3 separate regions of the Homo sapiens genome follow, and regions 1 and 2 are each linked to region 3. The links are chromatin contacts, found by Hi-C or POLR2A ChIA-PET in ENCODE. All regions are on one chromosome and are shown on one strand. Each heading gives the region's core, a stretch centred on a gene start or an enhancer-like site at or near the end of the contact. The rest is flanking DNA. Distances are from core to core; before and after follow the strand shown.

Evidence for each region. Hi-C counts contacts between places; a loop is a spot of excess contacts on that map. ChIA-PET counts read pairs that join two places held with the same protein, here RNA polymerase II (POLR2A). Pooled maps may share reads with other maps.
Region 1: a pooled map shows a loop between it and region 3 (2.2-fold over the local background). The contact joins the promoter of GP6 here to the enhancer-like site in region 3. A Hi-C loop is called at or near these places in 1 of 50 pooled maps. POLR2A ChIA-PET finds 5 or more read pairs at or near these places in 4 of 52 experiments (K562, WTC11, activated T-cell and 1 more).
Region 2: a loop to region 3 is called in a pooled map, with 2.2 times the contacts of the local background. The contact joins the promoter of KIR2DS4 here to the enhancer-like site in region 3. A Hi-C loop is called at or near these places in 1 of 50 pooled maps.

What each region holds. Positions count from the first base shown.
Region 1 is chr19:55,036,230-55,039,519 of GRCh38, reverse strand. GP6 (glycoprotein VI platelet) reads left to right here and starts at 1,256. Exons shown (of 8, transcript NM_016363.5): 1 at 1,256-1,317. The coding sequence starts at 1,284. All of the region lies in intron 2 of GP6-AS1 (GP6 antisense RNA 1), which reads right to left. It also overlaps a transcript of RDH13 not described here.
Region 2 is chr19:54,830,983-54,834,072 of GRCh38, reverse strand. KIR2DS4 (killer cell immunoglobulin like receptor, two Ig domains and short cytoplasmic tail 4 (gene/pseudogene)) reads right to left here and starts at 1,366. Exons shown (of 7, transcript NM_001281972.2): 1 at 1,275-1,366. The coding sequence starts at 1,308.
Region 3 is chr19:54,957,715-54,960,708 of GRCh38, reverse strand. It overlaps a transcript of NLRP7 not described here. Among named protein-coding and RNA genes, the nearest start is that of NLRP2, 7.2 kb to the left of the region's middle. Within about 2 kb of position 1,673, at least 4 of the 41 ENCODE cell types and tissues checked have a DNase peak (open chromatin) inside an H3K27ac peak, as active enhancers do.

The sequences.
Region 1 (3,290 bases), core at 7-2,506, 79 kb before region 3:
CTGGAGTGCAGTGGTGCGATCTCGGCTTACCGCAATCTCTGCCTCCCAGGTTCAAGCGATTCTCATGCCTCCGTCTCCCAAGTAGCTGGGATTACAGGCACCTGCCACCATGCCCGGCTAATTTAACGCCCAGCTAATTTTTGTATTTTTAGTAGAGATGGGGTTTCACCATGTTAACCAGGCTGGTCTCGGACTCCTGACCTCAGGTGATCCGCCCGCCTCGGCCTCCCAAAGTGCTGGGATTACAGGCGTGAGCCACTGTGCCTGGCTGATTTTTATTCTTTTAGTTAAGGCTGGTTGATATTACCTTGTGTGTATATACCACATGTTGTTTATCCATTGTTGTTGATGGACATGTGGGTGGTTTCACCTTTTGGCTATTGTGAATAAAGCTGCTATGAACACTGTGTACAAATATGTTAGAGACCCTGTTTTCAGTTCTTTTAGGTGTGTACCCCGAAGTGGAATTGCTGGATTTTATGGCAATCCCACGTTTAACTTCTGGAGGAGCTGCTGGAACTGTTTTCCACAGCAGGGGCGCCATGTTACGTCCCTGCCAGCAATGCACGCGCAGTTCAATTTCTCTGCATACTCACCAATATCTGCTGTTTTCCATTAAAAAAAATTATAGCCGGTCGGGTGCAGTGGCTCATGCCTGTAATCCCAGCACTTTGGGAGACCGAGGCAGGTGGATCAACTGAGGTCAGGAGTTCAAGACCAGCCTGGCCAACACAGTGAAACCCCATCTCTACTAAAAATACAAAAATTAGCCTGGTGTGGTACATACCTATAATCCCAGCCACTTGGGAGGCTGAGGCAGGAGAATCGCTTGAACCTGGGAGGTGGAGGTTGTAGTGGGCCGAGATGGCGCCACTGCACTCCAACCTGGGCAAAAAGAACGAGACTTTGTCTCAAAAGAAAAAAAAAAAATACAGCCATTCCAGAAGGTGTGAAGTCATATCTCACTGTGGTTTTGATGCGTATTTTCCTAGTGACATCAGGGAGTTTATGGGAGCACGGGAACACAGACCAGGCCCCAGCAGGCGGACAAACGGTGCAACGCCAGGCTGGCCAGAGGAGATAAGCGCGGCTCCTTGGAGCTTGTGTGCAAGTCACTGTACTGAGGAGCCGGCTACGGCTCGATGAGTCTCAATTAGGAAAGGCCGGGGCTGGTGGAGGAAGGGAGGAGAGCATTCTTCATCCTCATCACATCCTGAGCCTGTGCCCCAGGCTCCCACCACTTCCCTCCCTGGCCACAGAGCTCAGGACAGGGCTGAGGAACCATGTCTCCATCCCCGACCGCCCTCTTCTGTCTTGGTGAGTCCTGAGGGTCAGATCTGGGAAATGCTGAAGGACAGGCATGGACTGCCAGACAAAGGATTTTTAAGAAATTTGCATTGGTGATGAATTTCAGGACAAAAAGGAACCTGTAAGAGCCCCTTCATTTGTTGGGTGGGGAAACGGGGGGCCAGCGAGCTGGCATTTTGCATGAGTTATTCCAGTGTATTCATGGCTGGGTCAGGAAATGAACAGAGTATCCTAGCATTGGTCACAACTTTGTTCTACTACACTGCAGTTGCCCCTTTTTTAAAAAATGTGGGCCAGGCACAGTGGCTCACGCCTGTAATCTCAACCTTGGGAGGCCGAGGTGGGTGGATCACCTGAGGTCAGGAGTTCAAGACCAGCCTGGTCAACATGGTGAAACCCCATCTCTACAAAAATTAGCCGGGCGTGATGGCGGGTGCTTGTAATCCCAGCTACGTGGGAGGCTGAGGTGGGAGAATTGCTTGAAACTGGGAGGCAGAAGTTGCAGTGAGCTGAGGTCAGGCATTGCACTCCAGCCTGGGCAACAGAGAGAGCCTCCATCTCAAAAAAAAAAAAAAAAAAAAAAAAAAAGGCTGAGTGCCATGGCTTACACACTTTGGGAGGCCGAGGCGGGTGGGCCATCTGAGGTCGGGAGTTTGAGACCAGCCTGACCAACATGGAGAAACCCCATCTCTACTAAAAATACAAAATTAGCCGGGTGTGGTGGCACATGCCTGTAATCCCAGCTACTCTGGAGGCTAAGGCAGGAGAATCGCTTGAACCTGGGAGGTGGAGGTTGCGGTGAGCCAAGATCACACCATTGCACTCTGGCCTGGGCAACAAGAGCGAAACTCCGTCTCAAAAAAAAAAAAAAAAAAATTGTGGAATTGATATCTGGACTAGGTATGGATTTAATTTGTCAGTATCCCCTACAGTAGTGGAGTAAATAGTCTCCTGATGGATGGGTGGCAGGTCGAATGCATTTCTGCTGCCTGATCTTCACTTGTGCTGGGCATGTCGAATGCATTATTTCCTGATTTCTTCAGAATTTGACCACTAAAGGGACAGCATCTCCAAAAGGCTAAGCAGGAAGAAGATGGTTGCATTACTGGAGATGAGAGGGTTAACTGTGAATATAAACAACCTCTCATTCATTATCCATCCATGGATGTATTCTTTTTTTCTTTTTGTTTGTTTTTTGAGATGGAGTCTCGCTCAGTCGGTCGCTCAGGCTGGAATGCAATGGCATGATCTCAGCTCACTGCAAACTCTGCCTCCCGGGTCCAAGTGATTCTCCTGCCTCAGCCTCCCGAATAGTTGGGATTACAGGCATCTGCCACCAGGTCTGGCTAATTATTGTATTTTTAGTAGGGGCGGGGTTTCACCATGTTGGCCAGGCTGGTCTCAAGCTCCTTACTTCAGGTTCCACCCGCCTCGGCCTCCCAAAGTGCTGGGATTACAGGCGTGAGCCACCGCACCCAGCCTGTTTTAACTTTTATTTATTTAATTTTATTTGAGATAGGGCCTCACTTCTGTCACCCAGGCAGGAGGGCAGTGGCATGATCATGGCTCACTGCAGCCTCAACCTCCCAGGCTCAACCAGTGCCTCCCCATCAGCCTCCTGAGTATCTGGAACTACAGTTGTACACCATCATGCCTGGCTTGTTTTTGTAATTTTTTTAGTTACGGGGGTCCGCTATGTTGCCCAGGCTGGTCTTGAACTCCTGGGCTCAAGCGATCCACCCACCTCGGCCTCCCAAAGTGTTGGGGTTACAGGTGTGGCCTGTACAGGTTACTGCATCTGGCTTGTTGCTTCAGTAGCTTTTGGGATACAAGTGGTTCTTGGTTACATGGATGAATTATATTCTGGTGAATTCTGAGATTTTAGTGCACCTGTCACCTGACTAGTGTACCTTGTACCTAATGTGTAGTTTTTCATCCCTGCCCCACTTCTGCCCTTCCCTTCTGAGTCTCTGAAGTCCATT
Region 2 (3,090 bases), core at 117-2,616, 130 kb after region 3:
CTCCACCTCCAGGCCCGTATCTCCACTCCAGACCCATATGTCCACTCCAGGCCCATATCTCCACTCCAGGCCCATATCTCCACTCCAGGGCCATATCTCCACTCCAGGCTCATATCTCCACTCCAGGCCCATATCTCCACTCCAGGGCCATATCTCCACTCCAGGCTCATATCTCCACTCCAGGCCCATATCTCCACTCCAGGGCCATATCTCCACTCCAGGCCCAGATCTCCACCTCCAGGCCCGTATCTCCACTCTAGTCCCATATCTCCACTCCAGGCCCATATCTCCACCTCCAGGCCCATAACTTCACTCCAGGCCCATAACTCCACTCCAGGCCCATATCTCCACCTCCAGGCCCATATCTCCACTCCAGGGCCATATCTCCACTCCAGGCTCATATCTCCACTCCAGGCCCATATCTCCACTCCAGGGCCATATCTCCACTCCAGGCCCAGATCTCCACCTCCAGGCCCCTATCTCCACTCTAGTCCCATATCTCCACTCCAGGCCCATATCTCCACCTCCAGGCCCATAACTTCACTCCAGGCCCATAACTCCACTCCAGGCCCATATCTCCACCTCCAGGCCCATATCTCCACTGCAGACCCATATCTCCACTCCAGGCCCATATCTCCACTCCAGGCCCAGATCTCCACTCCAGGCCCAGATCTCCACTCCAGGCCCAGATCTCCACCTCCAGGCCCCTATCTCCACTCTAGTCCCATATCTCCACTCCAGGCCCATATCTCCACCTCCAGGCCCATAACTTCACTCCAGGCCCATAACTCCACTGCAGACCCATATCTCCACTCCAGGCCCATATCTCCACTCCAGGACCATATCTCCACTCCAGGCTCATATCTCCACTCCAGGCCCGTATCTCCACCTCCAGGCCCATAACTTCACTCCAGGCCCATAACTCCACTCCAGGCCCATATCTCCACTCCAGTCCCATATCTCCACTCCAGTCCCATATCTCCACCCTAGGCTCCTACCTCCCCTCCAGGTTCCTATCTCTCCTCCAGGTTCCTCTCTCCACTCCAGGTTCCTATCCCCACTCCAGGCCCATATCTCCACTCCAGGCCCAGATCTTCACTCCAGGCCCAGATCTCCACTCCAGGCGCAGATCTCCACTTCTAGGCTCATCACTCCATCTCTAGGCCCAGATCTCCACTCCAGGCCCATAACTCCACCTCCAGGCCCATATCTCCACCTCTGGGCCCAGATCTCCATCCCCACGCTCCCTCCCTCTATTCCCTTCCAGGACTCACCAACACACGCCATGATGATGACCATGAGCGACATGGTGCTGCCGGTGCAGACAGGCGGCCGCGCCCCAGCTCAGCTCAGCAGCGCACAGGATGTTATTTGGCGCCCTGCCCATGCAGTTTACATGTTGACCACATCATGGGAGGGTGACGTACGCAGGCTTTTTCTACCTTGCATGAGGCCCAGTGGGTGCTCGCTCAAGAGCAGAACATGGCTTCCTGGAAATTGCTCTCACTAGAATTGACACCTCGCGTCCTTCACTATGACCAACTCAAAACATGTCTTAGATCCAACCTCCCAAACATGAGATGCCTAAAATCTGTGCTAACATGAAAGACTTTTCATGAATTTTTATTGTTTTTATCTGAGATTCGAACTCTTCTTCCTGTGTAATATGCAAAATATCTAATAGGTATTATTAGTGTTTTCAGAGTCATTGTGACTAATAAACCATTAGAATTGTTCATGCTTGTATTTCTAGTATTACAGCAGAACCAGTTCAAATGATTTAAATTCCCAGGGAAGGATTATGCAATTATTTACAATCTTAGAATTGTACTTTATCAGCAAAAACCACACATGTAAATTCTGGATTTTTGTAGTTTTATCTATAATTTGTCTCATGACTCAAGATTCCAGAGTCCCAACTCTGGAGTTTGCTCTCTCTCTGTCTCTCTGCCTCCCTCATTTTAAATTTTACAGAAATATCCAGTAACATAATGCTATAGAAAATCAAGTTTCCCCCAGCAGGTCGGGAAGCCGAGGTGGGCGGATCAACTGAGATGAGGAGATTGAGAGCAGCCTGGCCAACACAGTGAAACCGCGTCTCTGCTAAAAATTCAAAAATTAGCCATGCCTGGTGGCAGGCACCTGAAACGCCAGCTACTCAAGAGACTGAGGCACGAGAATCGCCTGAACCTGGGAGGCGGAAGTTGCAGTGAGCTGAGATTGCTCCACTACAGTCCCGCCTGGGCGACAGAGCAAGACTCCGCCTCAAGAAAAAAAAATAGCAAGTAGCCTATAATAACAAATTAGAGGGCTCTGGCTACTAAATTTAAAGGGTTTTATAAGGCTACATGAAGTGCAGCATCCTCAAGAGTGTGGACACAGAGAGCCCCTTAGCAGAAACAGTGTCTAAAATACATCCGTGTACACACAGTCCCTTTAGAGTTGACAAAGGCTGCCGTGTGGTTTAAGGTGGCATAGAATGTCTTCTTAATAAATAATATTAAACCAAAGGGTTACACGTAGGAAAAAATAAATCTAAACTTATTCTCACACTATAAAAACACTTCTTACTTTTTATCTAGTTATTGTACATTTTTTATGATTTATATTTAAAATTGAGAAATAAAAGTCATATACGGTCATCCTTTACTATTCGTGGGTGATTGGTTTCAGGATCTCCACTCAGGTACCAAAATCTGCAGATGCTCAAGCCTCTTACATAAAATGACACAGCATTTGGATATAACCCATGCACATCCTCCTGTATACATGAAATCATCTCTTGATTACTTATAATTCCTGATACAGCCTACACACTGCCTCATTTGTGTCCATTCAACATAGTTTTGCATTTTGAAACTTTGTGGACATTTTCTCTGAATATTTTTGATTTACACTTGGTTCAATAAACACCTGTAAACCCCACAGATATGGAGGAGCGACTGTATATTTATAGTATGAAATATGATGTGTTGATATGTGTCCCCGTGGAGATGAGACTAGCAAGGCTTATGACTCTACAAATGTTTCATCGTGGAATGACTCTGCCAGCTTTCCAGGTTGCAGAGAGTAAGAATATCACTTGTTCAT
Region 3 (2,994 bases), core at 424-2,923:
CAGGAGAATGGCGTGAATCCGGGAGGCGGAGCTTGCAGTGAGCCACCATCACACCACTGCACTCCAGCCTAGGTGACAGAGCAAGACTCCATCTCAAAAAATAAAAATAAAAATAAAAATAAAACTATCTTTTGTTACAATTCTTCTAACTTTTGTTCTATTGAGGAAATTGAGACTGAAATGTTAAGTAGCAACCCCAAGGTCACATAACTCATGGGTGGCTGGGGAGAAGGATGGATTTAAACAGACTTCTGGTTGAGCGCGGTGGCTTAAGGCTGTAATCCCAGCACTTTGGGAGGCTGAGATGGGTGGATCACTTGAGGTCAGGAGCTCGAGACTAGCCTGGCCAACATGGTGAAATCCCGTCTCTACTAAAAATACAAAAGTTAGCTGGGTGTGGCGGCAGGCACCTGTAATCCCAGCTACCCAGGAGGCTGAGGGAGGAGAATTGCTTGAACCCGGGAAGCAGAGGTTGCAGTGAGCTGAGATCTCGCCACTGCACTCCAGCCTGGGTGATAGAGGGAGACAACATCTCAAAAAACAAAACGAAAGAAACAAACAAACAAAAAAAACAAGAAACACCAGACTTCTGTTGGAATAAGTGAGTTTGGTTCGGGTAGATGGAACCTGCAAAGGGGTTTGGAGATCCAAAAGAGGAACTACGTGGTTAGAACAGAGTATCGGATGAACTGATAAGAAACCACAATTCAAAAACAATTCAACAAAATGCCCAGGTCTGTGAAAGCCTGTCTACACCAGGCCTTGGGTCTCTGTGTACATTGCCTGCTTCTGACAAGGCTCTGCAGCCGGGAGTCGGCTCCCAGGGTTGCATGGCTGGGAACAACAGAAGCTCAGGAGCGGACCTAAAACGGAGCAGTTGGGTAAAATGAAGCTGTCTCCATTTACTTTCTACAGACAGACATCCATGAGAGGATGAGGAGGTGTGCTTGCCTCCTGGTCAAGCACTAATTTTTTTTTCCAAGCACTAATTTTAATTTTTTTATTTTTTGTAGAAACAGGGTCTCAGAGTATTTGCTTTGGCAGCACATACACTAAAATTGGAAATGGGGGTCTTGCTATGTTGCCCAGGCTGGACTTGAGCTCCTGGGCTCAAGGGATCCTCCCACCTCAACCTCCTAAAGTGCTATCCACTCTGACCTTGTGATCCACCTGCCTCAGCCTCCCAAAGTGCTGGTGAGGGAAGAGAGAAACCGTCTCATATTGTTTTATATTGTTTTATACTCAGTACTTGTTTTAGAAAAAAAACAAGGAGGCCGGGCACGGTGGCTCACGCCTGTAATCCCAGCACTTTGGGAGGCCAAGGCGGGTGGATCACAAGGTCAGGAGTTTGAGACCAGCCTGGCCAACATGGTGAAACCCCGTCTCTATTAAAAATACAAAAATTAGCCGGGCATGGTGGCGTGCGCCTGTAATCCCAGCTACTCGGAAGGATGAGGCAGCAGAATTGCTTGAATCCAGGAGGCGGAGCTTGCAGTGAGCCGAGATTGTGCCACTGCACTCCAGCCTTAGCGACAGAGCAAGACTCTGTCTCAAAAAAAAAAAAAAAGAAAAAGAAAAAAACAAGGAAGTGAAACCAAAGGCAGGTAGCCCGGCGCCAGGCACCAGACCCAAAACCAGACCCGAAACCAGGCCTGGGCCTGCCTGGCGTAAACCTAGTAGATAAAAATCAACTCATGACTTAGAACCCGATGTTATCCATAGATTCCAGGCATTGTATAGAAGAACACTGTGAAACTCCCTGCCCTATTCTTTCTCTCTGACCAGCAGTGCACGAAACCCCTGTTATGTATCCCCTAGATTGCTCAATCATGACCCTTTCATGCGCAGTCTTTAGTGTTGTGAGCCCTTAAAAGGGACAGAAACTGTGCACTCGAGGAGCTTGGATTTTAAGACAGTAGCTTGCCGATGCTCCCAGCTGAATAAAGCCCTTCCTTCTACAACTCGGTGTCTGAGAGGTTTTTGTCTGTGGCTCGTCCTGCTACACTGGGATTACAGGCGTGAGCCACTGTGCCTGGCCACTAGTTATTATTATTATTATTATTTGAGACAGAGTCTCACTCTGTCCCTTGGGCTGGAGTGCAGTGGCCTGATCTTGACTCACTGCAACCTTTGCCTCCCGGGTTCAAGCGATTCTCCTGCCTCAGCCTCCAGAGTAGCTGGGATTACAGGCATGCACCACTATGCCCAGCTAGCTAACTTTTTGTATTTTTAGTAGAGACAGGGTTTCACCATGTTGGCCAGGCTGGTCTTGAACTCCTGACCTTGTGATTCGCCCACCTCGGCGTCCCAAAGTGCTGGGATTAGAGGCGTGAGCCACTGCACCCGGCAATACTAGTTATTGTTAATGCTATTATTGTTACTGACATGTTCATTTTTACCTAGCCACTTTATTTTCCCACCTCTTTCTCCCTACTTCTCCTAAGTGTCAATGTTAGATAAGTCTGAAATTCTCTTTCCCTGTCCCTCTCTGTCTCTCTCTCCTTCTTTGTCTTTCTTTCACCTGAGACCCATAATCCTGGAGATAGCAAGTGCCTCAGGGAGAAAATCCCAAACCAAGCGATTCTCCTGCCCTAGCCTTCCAAGTAGCTGGGATTACAGGCTCCTGCCACCATACCAAGCTAATTTTGTATTTTTAGTAAAGACACGGTCTCACCACCTTGGCCAGGCTAGTCTCGGACTCCTGACCTCAGGTGATCCACCCACCTGGGCCTCCCAAAGTGCTGGAATTACAGGCGTGAGACACCGTGCCCGGCCCCCTCCCCATCTTTTTTAAATAGAGACTGGGTCTCACTTTGTACACCGGGCCAGTCTTGAACTCTTGGGCTCCATGGCCCTCCAGTGTGGAGGAGAGAAAATGGATTCCCTCCACCCTCCTAGGTTCTTTGGATGGGCTATGAATTACATTGACACAAAACAGTTTGACAGAAGAAAAACCAGATTCAATTATGTATGCACAGGAGTCCCACAAAAATG